Linked DNA regions of Homo sapiens: region 2 is linked to region 1. Evidence: chromatin contacts called from ENCODE Hi-C data. All regions are on one chromosome and are shown on one strand. The core of a region is the stretch at or near the end of the contact, and the rest is flanking DNA. Distances in the headings are between cores, read along the strand shown.

The links. Hi-C counts contacts between places; a loop is a spot of excess contacts on that map. Pooled maps may share reads with other maps.
Region 2: a pooled map shows a loop between it and region 1 (18-fold over the local background). The contact joins the promoter of DLAT here to the promoter of C11orf71 in region 1. A Hi-C loop is called at or near these places in 7 of 50 pooled maps.

Annotation. Positions count from the first base shown.
Region 1 is chr11:114,398,839-114,404,389 of GRCh38, forward strand. It overlaps C11orf71 (chromosome 11 open reading frame 71), which reads right to left and starts at 1,673. Exons shown (of 1, transcript NM_001271562.2): 1 at 1-1,673. The coding sequence starts at 1,493. The coding sequence ends at 1,122. RBM7 (RNA binding motif protein 7) reads left to right here and starts at 1,828. Exons shown (of 5, transcript NM_001286045.2): 1 at 1,828-1,929; 2 at 2,860-3,022; 3 at 3,990-4,077. The coding sequence starts at 1,834. RefSeq lists enhancers at 915-1,457, 1,171-1,560, 1,458-2,000.
Region 2 is chr11:112,023,059-112,028,609 of GRCh38, forward strand. It overlaps DLAT (dihydrolipoamide S-acetyltransferase), which reads left to right and starts at 2,350. Exons shown (of 14, transcript NM_001931.5): 1 at 2,350-2,693; 2 at 3,140-3,241; 3 at 5,457-5,551. The coding sequence starts at 2,415. RefSeq lists enhancers at 1,312-1,501, 2,152-2,351.

The DNA of each region.
Region 1 (5,551 bases), core at 423-2,922:
TTATTTTAAGGAAGTCTAAACAGACAAGCGTCTGCTGGGAAAAAGCTAGTCTACCTGCTTATATAAAGAGCTGGCACTTACAAAACCCATTAACTTTCTCAAAATACCACCCTTTAAACATTGGGAAATGTATGGTTAAGAGAACAAAAATAACAGCAAATAAGGAGTGATCAGCCAGGTAAGAGAAGAACCAGGATAGTGCAGTATTATGATGAAAAAAAAAAAAAAAAAGTCACTGCAACCAGTACTTATGTTTATTACTGTACCTAATAAACAGCCCAGCGTGGTGATTCCTATTCACTTAGTAGCCTCCCCATCTAGAATATACTCCGTGATCTTTCTTGATGGCCAGACTGTGTAAAATTCATACAGTGTTTACTACAGGGATCCCCAAATATTGTTAGTTGAATGAACAAACACACATTTCAAGGAGGGCACTACAGTGAGTAGATGAACAGTTTTCTGATAGGAGATTGTACAAGTAATGTTTTCACCAGTGTATTTTAGGACAGCAGATTCAGATTAATGCGCTGGGACTGAATGCAAATAGTAAAATTACAAATATAAAGTAAAAATTTGGAACCTTTGCCAAAGAAAGGAATAATAAATTGATTTAATAATTTGAAAGAACTGTAAGGTTTAGGTTTTGTTCTTATTTTTAGTGCGACTGAGATTGGAGTCTGTTTGTAGACATATCTGAAAAAAGTGAAGGGGGAGATGGAAGATGGTAAATGCCAAGGAAAAGATGGAAGGATAAATCAGTGTAATAAAAAGGAGCACTTCTTTTTCGCCAACAGAAGTAAAGGTAAAGGTTAAGTGTCTGAGTTAACGAATGGATTGTTGACCTCTGGGGAGGGTGCTCCCATCAGCTCAGCTTTGTGACGACCTAAGAATATCCCTTCCACACCTTTCCTGATCCAATCGTTCTGGCTGCATAAAACCACCTAAATCAATCAACTGTTACACTTCCCTTAGTGCTAGGACATATTCATATAACTCCCACGTATTAAATGAAAATACATCCATCTAAAAATAAAACAACACGATTGCTGCTACACCAAGAAAGGATTTTAAAAAGGCCTGTTCACAAGCTAAGTGAGGGCCAGAGGAAAGGTGTTCGTTTAAACTGAAATTCGAGCTGCGATAACACCTCCTAATGCAATCAAACGCTGTTGCAGCACACTTCTTAGGAGATCGGGTTCAACGGCAGGGATTGGGTAAGGTGAGAATCTGGCTTGGCGGCTCCGGCCCCGGCCATCTGGTTCCCTTGGGCTCCGGCCGCCACCATCCACTCGACGGCTCTCGGCCCGAACGCTTGGTCGCACCGCCTGCCGAGGTCCTAGATGAATCGCTTCAGGCCTGGAAACGAGGAAGCCGTCTCCGGAGACCATCGCCAACGCTGACGCCCGCGGTCTGAGGTCGCCATGGGAAGAGCGGTAGGCCACCCTGCTCCTCTGATCACCGGAGGACAGGGACACATTGTTCAGGGCCATATTCAAACACTGCCCGCAGTACTTGCGTTACGTCCCTTTGTGAAGGCAGGCCCTTCGCGGCTCCCCAGATCAGTCCAGCCTGTGTCGGACCCGATGACTAAGCACACAGGAACCCATAACTGAGCCTGCGGAAGAGCCAGAAGCCGCCTTGCCTTTAACGAGGGGTATCCTGGCGAGCATGCGCAGACCGTCCGCGCACGTCGTCGCCCGCTGAGAGCAAGCGCAACGGGCGTTTTCGTTTGTGACGCCAGGGAGCGTGAGGACGTGGGGCTTCCGTGAATGCGCAGTGGGTGCGTCGGCCACGACCTTTTGGCCAGGTTAGGGAGGGGGCGACGCTGAGATGGGGGCGGCGGCGGCGGAAGCGGATCGCACTCTCTTTGTGGGCAACCTTGAAACGAAAGTGACCGAGGAGCTCCTTTTCGAGCTTTTCCACCAGGTAAGCGGCTGGGTTCGGCCCTTTGCCTTTCGTTTTCCGTCTCGCCTAGGGCCTGGCCAGCGGCCACCCCGTTTTCTTTTCGTAGCCGTCAGGGGACCCGACGGGTGGCTGTTTGGGGGTGAAAGGCGGGTCTGGGTTGCGAAACGCTCGCTGGGTGTCGCTTTCCTGGAAGATCTTGGTTCGTTTAGGCCGAAAGTGACGACTAAAGGTGGTGGAGGGATCCTCGATCAGGTTTCCCGTGGTAGAGATCCAGGGGTCCTTGGGAACACAGTGTGTGTGTAGGGTCTTCGTTGAGCAGTGCTTTTTCTTATCCTTCCTGTTGTCATCTTCCCCTTAGGATAATTTGTCTTTGGTTTATCTGACTGGGAACTTAATATTTTAATTTATTTGTGTCTGTTTTCCCCTAAAGTTTGCTTATCAAATTGCAGCATTATTAAAATATGTAAAATAAAATGGTTAAGTACTCCGTAGAAAAACAGCATTTTAGTGTTGCTGTATTAAAAAGTGTGAAAAATTCTGAGTATCCTATTCCCCCCATCCCTATCCCCTAATAACTGGTATTGTTTGATTAATCAATACAAAAGTCCGTTTTTAGTTAAAGAAAATCATTCTCTTGTTCTTGATAAATGTTCATTTTCATGGAGTGGCAAAATAATGGCGATTGGTCACTATGTTAAGCCATACAGTGCTGTGAATTGCAAAAGTGATTGTGTTTCCAGTTCCTTATGGGCCCCCTTCCCCAAATAAATCTAATGTTCAGTCATAACTAGGATGTTTACTGTAGCCAAAATGGAAATCCGTGCATCATTTTCAAAAGAAGTTTCTGATTACGTTTCTGTTGTTTTTAAACTTTGTCATATCTTATTTGTAAAATTTGAGTATTTTCCCTTAGTTGCTTTATTTAAATTCTAAACACCTTTTTGTTTGTAGGCTGGGCCAGTAATAAAGGTGAAAATTCCAAAAGATAAGGATGGTAAACCAAAGCAGTTTGCGTTTGTGAATTTCAAACATGAAGTGTCTGTTCCTTATGCAATGAATCTACTTAATGGAATCAAACTTTATGGAAGGCCTATCAAAATTCAATTTAGATCAGGTAACTGCCCAATGAGGTTCGGGGGGCATTGTTTCCTGCTGTTTTTAAATTTATTATTCAGTTTTAAAGAACCTCTTATTTGTAGATGAAACTTCTTTCTTAAGCATTGTGAATAGTAAACTTTATATAGCAAACTTTATATATCCCTGAAAACGGGTAACATTGACACATGGATTTTGAAATTAGAATTTCAAAACTGAGCTTAAAGTTTCATTTTGGGTTAGTGAAAAAACATAAACTGTATCACTAAGAGAGCTGGGCTTGGGTACTCTGAAAAGAGCTAGGTTTATTTTCTGAAAATACTTCTCCTGGCTGCTTTGTAATTACTTTTATATATTTTGGTTCTTGATCATGTGAGGATGAAACTGTCCATGTATCCAGTGTTACAATTTAGGGTGGAGATCAGAAAATTATGGTCAGATTGGATATTTATGGAGTGCTTTGTTTTGCTTATCTGATATTATACACTTATAATTTTCACCCCGATGAAGCCGTAAAGCGGTCTACAGCAGCTTGAGATTCTTTTTTTTTTTTTTTTTTTTTTTTTTTTTTTTTTTTTTTGAGATGGAGTCTTGCCCTGTTGCCTAGGCTGGAGTGCAGTGGTGCAATTTCAGCTCACTGCAACCTCTGCCTCCCAGGTTCAAGTGATTCTCCTGCCTTAGCCTCCTGAGTAGCTGGGATTACAGGTGCACGCCACCACGCCTGGCTAATTCTTTGTATTTTTAGTAGAGGTGGGGTTTCACCATGTTGGTCAGGCTGGTCTCGAACTCCTGGCCTCGAGAGATGTGCCCACGTCAGCCTCCCAAAGTGCTGGGATTACAGGCGTCAGCCACCGCGCCCGGCCAGTAGTTTGAGATTTTTCTCTTTTAGATTGTGTTTACCTTTTTGGAGTGATTTCAAGTGGGGAAGACAAAATTTCAAATTAGATTTTCTATCAAGAATAATTTTTCAAATTGTTTCATTTTAGGAAGTAGTCATGCCCCACAAGATGTCAGTTTGTCATATCCCCAACATCATGTTGGAAATTCAAGCCCTACCTCCACATCTCCTAGCAGGTAATATTTCTCACTTATTGTTAAGATCATTTATCAGGAATTCTTATAGGGAATAGCCTCAAAACACATGAGTAAATAGTCTCCTTCATTATTCTCTTATCTCTTCATTCTGCCGTTATTACTTGCCTTTTGGGGTTGTTGTTATGTATCTATTCTAAGGGGTATAGAATGTGTCTATTCTATAGACAAACACATTGTATATAGTCCCCTTAGAATAGATACGTATATAACTATTTGTTGATTTGTAGCGACATAACCATACCCACATATGTGTACAGTACATGTATACACTTGAAACAAAATTTCTCAAAACATTATTTACCCTCACTACTTGGATTACTATTTCATTTAAAACATTTTAAAATTTATTTTACAGTCATTAATTGGTTGTTACTTACAGTTGAAAAATACCAGTTAGTCAACAGTCTATTGGACTAAGAATTCCTAGAATTGGATTCTAGGTCTGCATCTATCAATTGTGTAATCTTGAGCTAGTCTCCTTTCTTTAGTCCCGTCTTCCCATGTGTAAGGAAAATAAGTTGAATTAAATGATTTGTAAAATCTCTTCAGGTACTGAGTATTAGAAAATATCATATTTACTTAAATGATTTTATTTGCTTTGGGGAGGTTCATATTTTACCAGGGACAATTTTTCCCGGTATATCCATAAAGCTATTTAACAGTCATTTAAGAAAGATTTAATAAATACCTGCCATATGTCAGGTTCTTCACCATATCTTTTACATATATGATTTCATTTATTCCTCACAGCAGTTTTATGAGGGTAGGGATTATTTTTATCTCTACCTCTTATATGAAGGGAAATGAAAAATGGAGGTTAACTTGCTCAGGTTCAGTGGGCTGGGATTCAAACCCAGGCAGTGTAGTGTGATTGAGCCCAGCCACTATGATGTATTATCTAGAGGAGCTTAAAGTCTAAATGAAGACACATATTATATATATTTTTGTGAATACCTGTTCAATTACTGTAATAAGTTCTCTAAAGAAAGAGTACAAAGGGCTTTGAGAAAATTTTAAGAGAAGGAGATGATATAGATGAATGTGGAACTGAAAGAAGCCAGTGTACCTAGATCATAATGAATGAAAATGGAGAGCAGTAGGGGATTTTGGTAGATAGGCTGGAGAGGGTCTTTTAAACTATAATCAGGATTTTGAGATTTTACCCTAAAATGGAGTAGGAAGGCAGTGAAATGTTTTAGGTAGGGTACTGATAGGAACAAGTTTATATTTTAAGAGTTGTTTGGTTGCAGTGGGAGAATGGATTGGAGGGGGCAAGAGTGAAAATAGAGCAGTGAGGAAGCTTTTGGTAGCAAGGCATTGATGTTGGAAGCTATTGATGGATGAGGTTGATAGTTTAGATTAAGGTGGTGCCATGAGCTGGAGAGAAGTGGATGGATATGAAGAGATACTAGAAAGTGGAATAGTGAGCCAGCAATAGTGCAAAAAGTGTACC
Region 2 (5,551 bases), core at 1,100-3,599, 2.4 Mb before region 1:
CCATTATGTTAAAATTAAATATGTACATAACTCAAAATCTTTCACTACCAACTAATTTCTGTTTCTCTCAATATCAGTGATATCACCATTCTCTTAAGTATCTCTATTTCAAACCTTTGAGTCTTGAGTCTCCTTTTCCATAATTTCCTTTATCCAGTCTGTTTAGTGGAATTCAAGCTTGTTCTCTCAGGACTGATTTGAGAAACCTAAGCATTCCTAGCCCACCTCTGGGGTAAGCTCGCCATCTCTGGACTGTTTGAGCTATGCATTCCTATAATTTAACTACACTTAAGTCAAAAGTATATTCAAGACACAAACTCGCTATTCTTTGAAAAATGCAAAACAGGGTTTAAGCAAGCATACCTAAGTGCACAACAGATCCGGAAGATCACCTCATACTTTATACCAAAGTCTAATTTAGATCCAGTTATTAAGTTCAAATGCAGCAAAAGCAGCAAGATATTTTAGCCAACTCAAAAACATTTTTATAATAATTTATAAGTCCTGGGCGGGCATGGTGGCTCGCGCCTGTAATCTCAGCACTTTGGGAGGCCGAGGCAGGTGGATCACCTGAAGTCAGGAGTTTGAGACCAGCATGACTAACATGGTGAAACCCCGTATCTACTAAAAACACAAAATTAGCTGGGCATGGTGGCACGTGCCTGTAATCCCAGCACTCGGGAGGCTGAGGCAGGAGAATCGCTTGAACCTGGGAGGTGGAGGTTGCAGTGAGCCGGGATCATGCCACTGCACTCCAGCCTGGGCGACAGAGTGAGACTCCATCCCCAAATAATAGTAATAAGTCCTTTCAGTAATTACAATTATTCTTTCATTGCTTCTTCCAATTGTTAATTCATAAGTTGTACATAATTGTAACAATATAATTGCTCTCTTCATATTATTTAAAATATGCCTTTTCATTCAATCTAGAAATTTTATATTTCTCAATTATATTGCTTACATATTATTCTGATAGACAGCTGTACCTGCTTAAACATTCCAATTTAAGTAGGCATGAAATAGTACATCCAATCTGTTTTAGTTTTCCAAATTAATTGTTAGCAAGATTAGCCCCCATTTTTTTTTTTTTTTAACAGATGGGAGTCTCATTATGTTGCCCAGGCTGGTCTCAAACTCTTGGGCTCAAGTGATTCCCCCACCTCAGCCTCTCAAGCATTGCTGGGACTACAGGCATGCACCACCGCTCCTGGCTAAAATCTTGTTTTAAGTTTCTTCCCTCCAACTTCCTCTTGCGTTCTTGGTGTTCTCTAACCATCTCTACAGGGGGGAGGTGGTGATACACAGCACATGCTTCCTCCTTATCTAATGTCACCTTCAGTTCAGAAACGATATGTTTTCTAATTAAAAGACAACTTTACAAGAGAAGCGTGCCTAACAAAATGTGTAGATGACTTTTTATTCATTGATTCAAAAGACATACATTCAGCCCCCGCTATTTACTGGATATTAAGCTCTGGGGCTACATGGAAGGACCACGCAGACACTCTTCATGCCTTCAACGGCTTACAGTTAAGTTTTTCAAACATTTGAAACATAACGAAGCTTTTGGTTACTTAAAAGAATTCTATGGTATTAGGGAGCAACACCTGTTTTGTAAACCTATATCTTCATACAGGGAATATGCTTAATCTTGCTACAGTATACATGAATGCGGGAATGTATCTTCCTCTGGGCTGCCTTTCGTTACCACTTGGCTGGGTGGAACACCTGTTCACTCCACTTTCCACTTGGGCTACAAACCTGAAACGAAATCTTTGCAACCAGTACAGCCTGCGCGGGGCGCGGCCCAGTCCATCCCCCTTCGGATGCGCAGAAGCAGAGGTCACCACGCCGGACCCCTCGATTCCCTCGCGGGCGATTCCTGGCTCCTTCACCACCCCAGCACTCCAAGACCCCCGCCCTTTGGCCTGAGGCTCCCACTGCCCTAGCCAGTTCCCGGGCTCACTTCCAGCTTTTCCAGAAAGCTTGGCCACGCCCCTCGGCCCAGACTCTCAGGCCACTCGGCCGCAATTAACCCGCGTCTCTGCGCCTTTTTAGGCCCCTCCCCCTCGGTCGTGCCCTTGTCATCTCTTAGGCCCCGTCTCACCCTTTCGGATGCCTCCCCTAGAACCCTACCACTTTCCACCCCTTTCCGTCTGTTATTTCTCCCAAACTTGCGCCCGCACAGGCCCCTCTGGAACACTCCTGCCCCGTAGTGCCCCTCGTCCCCGCTCCGTAGAGAAAGAGCGTGCGTGCCGCGCATTTCTGGCCTGGGGAGCGGGTGGAGTAAACCTGCGGGAACCATTTTACGACAACGTGCGGCTGTGCGGTGTGGCTGACGGCAACGCCGCTGCTCTTGGAGAGGTCACTCCGGAGACGGCGTTGGTTTTGGGGTGTGGGGGGTTGGTGGCACTATGTGGCGCGTCTGTGCGCGACGGGCTCAGAATGTAGCCCCATGGGCGGGACTCGAGGCTCGGTGGACGGCCTTGCAGGAGGTACCCGGAACTCCACGAGTGACCTCGCGATCTGGCCCGGCTCCCGCTCGTCGCAACAGCGTGACTACAGGGTATGGCGGGGTCCGGGCACTGTGCGGCTGGACCCCCAGTTCTGGGGCCACGCCGCGGAACCGCTTACTGCTGCAGCTTTTGGGGTCGCCCGGCCGCCGCTATTACAGTCTTCCCCCGCATCAGAAGGTGAGCCCTAGACCCCCCTTCTCGGGACCCCGTTGTCCTTCAGAGCTGACTGGATGCCTGCAAGATCCTCCTTGAGAGGCCTCACTGATCCTCCACCCATTCCCAGTATCTGCTTTGGCCCTTTGTCCAATAGTTGGCTTTGCTGTAGCTCCTTAGTGTCCCTCTCATGATCTATTTCATTGAAAGGAGAGCTTCAAGACTGGGGCTGTATGCAGAATATCTGCCGAGGTTCATGCTTTGTCAGACCCACAGGACTGTGGAGGAGAAAGCCTGTCACTGGAAATTACTAACTTCTCATGGACAGGAACTCCCTTGGCATCCCTAGTTCCCAATGTGCAATGGAACTGTATACACTTTGCATGAAATTGAATTGAATGAAATCTTAAGCCAGACTGAGAGTTAGGTAGTCCTTAAAAATTTTAATGTTTCTTCTTTTCCTTTTCCAGGTTCCATTGCCTTCTCTTTCCCCCACAATGCAGGCAGGCACCATAGCCCGTTGGGAAAAAAAAGAGGGGGACAAAATCAATGAAGGTGACCTAATTGCAGAGGTAAGTTTTTTTTTTTTTTTTTAATTAATTTATTTATTTTTTTTATTGATCATTCTTGGGTGTTTCTCGCAGAGGGGGATTTGGCAGGGTCATAGGACAATAGTGGAGGGAAGGTCAGCAGATAAACAAGTGAACAAAGGTCTCTGGTTTTCCTAGGCAGAGGATCCTGCGGCCTTCCGCAGTGTTTGTGTCCCTGGGTACTTGAGATTAGGGAGTGGTGATGACTCTTAAGGAGCATGCTGCCTTCAAGCATCTGTTTAACAAAGCACATCTTGCACTGCCCTTAATCCATTTAACCCTGAGTGGACACAGCACATGTTTCAGAGAGCACAGGGTTGGGGGTAAGGTCACAGATCAACAGGATAAGAATTTTTCTTAGTACCGAGCAAAATGAAAAGTCTCCCATGTCTACCTCTTTCTACACAGACACGGCAACCATCCGATTTCTCAATCTTTTCCCCACCTTTCCCCCCTTTCTATTCCACAAAACCGCCATTGTCATCATGGCCCGTTCTCAATGAGCTGTTGGGTACACCTCCCAGACAGGGTGGTGGCCGGGCAGAGGGGCTCCTCACTTCCCAGTAGGGGCGGCTGGGCAGAGGCGCCCCTCACCTCCCGGGCGGGGCAGCTGGCCAGGCGGGGGCTGACCCCCCCACTTCCCTCCCGGACGGGGCGGCTGGCTGGGCGGGGGGCTGGCCCCACCACCTCCCTCCCAGACGGGGCGGCTGGCCTGGCGGGGGCTGACCCCCACCTCCCTCCCGGACGGGGTGGCTGCCGGGCGGAGACGCTCCTCACTTCCCAGACGGGGTGGCTGCCGGGCGGAGGGGCTCCTCACTTCTCAGACGGGGTGGCTGCCGGGCGGAGGGGCTCCTCACTTCTCAGACGGGGCGGTTGCCAGGCGGAGGGTCTCTTCACTTCTCAGACGGGGCGGCCGGGAAGAGACGCTCCTCACCTCCCGGACGGGGTCGCGGCCGGGTAGAGGCGCTCCTCACATCCCAGACGGGGCGGCGGGGCAGAGGCGCTCCCCACATCTCAGACGATGGGCGGCCGGGCAGAGGCGCTCCTCACTTCCTAGATGGGATGGCAGCCGGGCAGAGACGCTCCTCACTTTCCAGACTGGGCAGCCAGGCAGTGGGGCTCCTCACGTCCCAGACGATGGGCGGCCAGGCAGAGACGCTCCTCACTTCCCAGACGGGGTGGCAGCCGGGCAGAGGCTGCAATCTCGGCACTTTGGGAGGCCAAGGCAGGCGGCTGGGAGGTGGAGGTTGTAGCGAGCCGAGATCACGCCACTGCACTCCAGCCTGGGCACCATTGAGCACTGAGTGAACCAGACTCCGTCTGCAATCCCGGCACCTCGGGAGGCCAAGGCTGGCGGATCACTCGCGGTTAGGAGCTGGAGACCAGCCCGGCCAACACAGCGAAACCCCGTCTCCACCAAAAAAATACGAAAACCAGTCAGGCGTGGCGGCGCGTGCCTGCAATCGCAGGCACTCAGCAGGCTGAGGCAGGAGAATCAGGCAGGGAGGTTGCAGTGAGCCGAGAAGGCAGCAGTACAGTCCAGCTTCGGCTCAGCATCAGAGGGAGACCGTGGAAAGAGAGGGAGAGGGAGACCGTGGGGAGAGGGAGAGGGAGACGGAGAGGGAGAGGGAGAGGGTAAGTTGTTTTAAAGTAACGGAGATGAGTTCGAAGAGACTGGCTTTGCCTAATTGACTGAACATTGACTTTCTGGATGTGTAGCTACCCCTTTGTTTAAGAAACTGAAGTGTTTTTCACAACTTGATGTTAGACAAGATTGGTTGGATAAGTTGTCAGCAGCTGGCCAAACTGATTTTAACCAAGGCGTTTCTAAAGTAATTTCTTCTTTGAAATCTGTCGTAGTGGCCTTATCTTCACATGAACTGTATAATTCTAGACACAAAGGCCAGGCTGGCCAACATGGTGAAACCCCGTCTCTGCTAAAAATACAAAAATCAGCCGGGCATGGCAGCCTGTTCCTGTAATCCCAGCTACTCGGGAGGCTGAGGCAGGATAATCGCTTGAACCTGGGAGGGGGAGGTTGCAATGAGCCGAGATTGCACCACTGCACTCCAGCCTTGGTGACAGAATGAGACTCTGTGTCTCAAAAAAAAAAAAAAAAAAAAAAAAATTCTAGACACAAGCTAATAAATTACATACCAACAGTACAAACCTGAGCTACTGCTTTTTGTGTTAAAAGGTTGAAACTGATAAAGCCACTGTTGGATTTGAGAGCCTGGAGGAGTGTTATATGGCAAAGATACTTGTTGCTGAAGGTACCAGGGATGTTCCCAT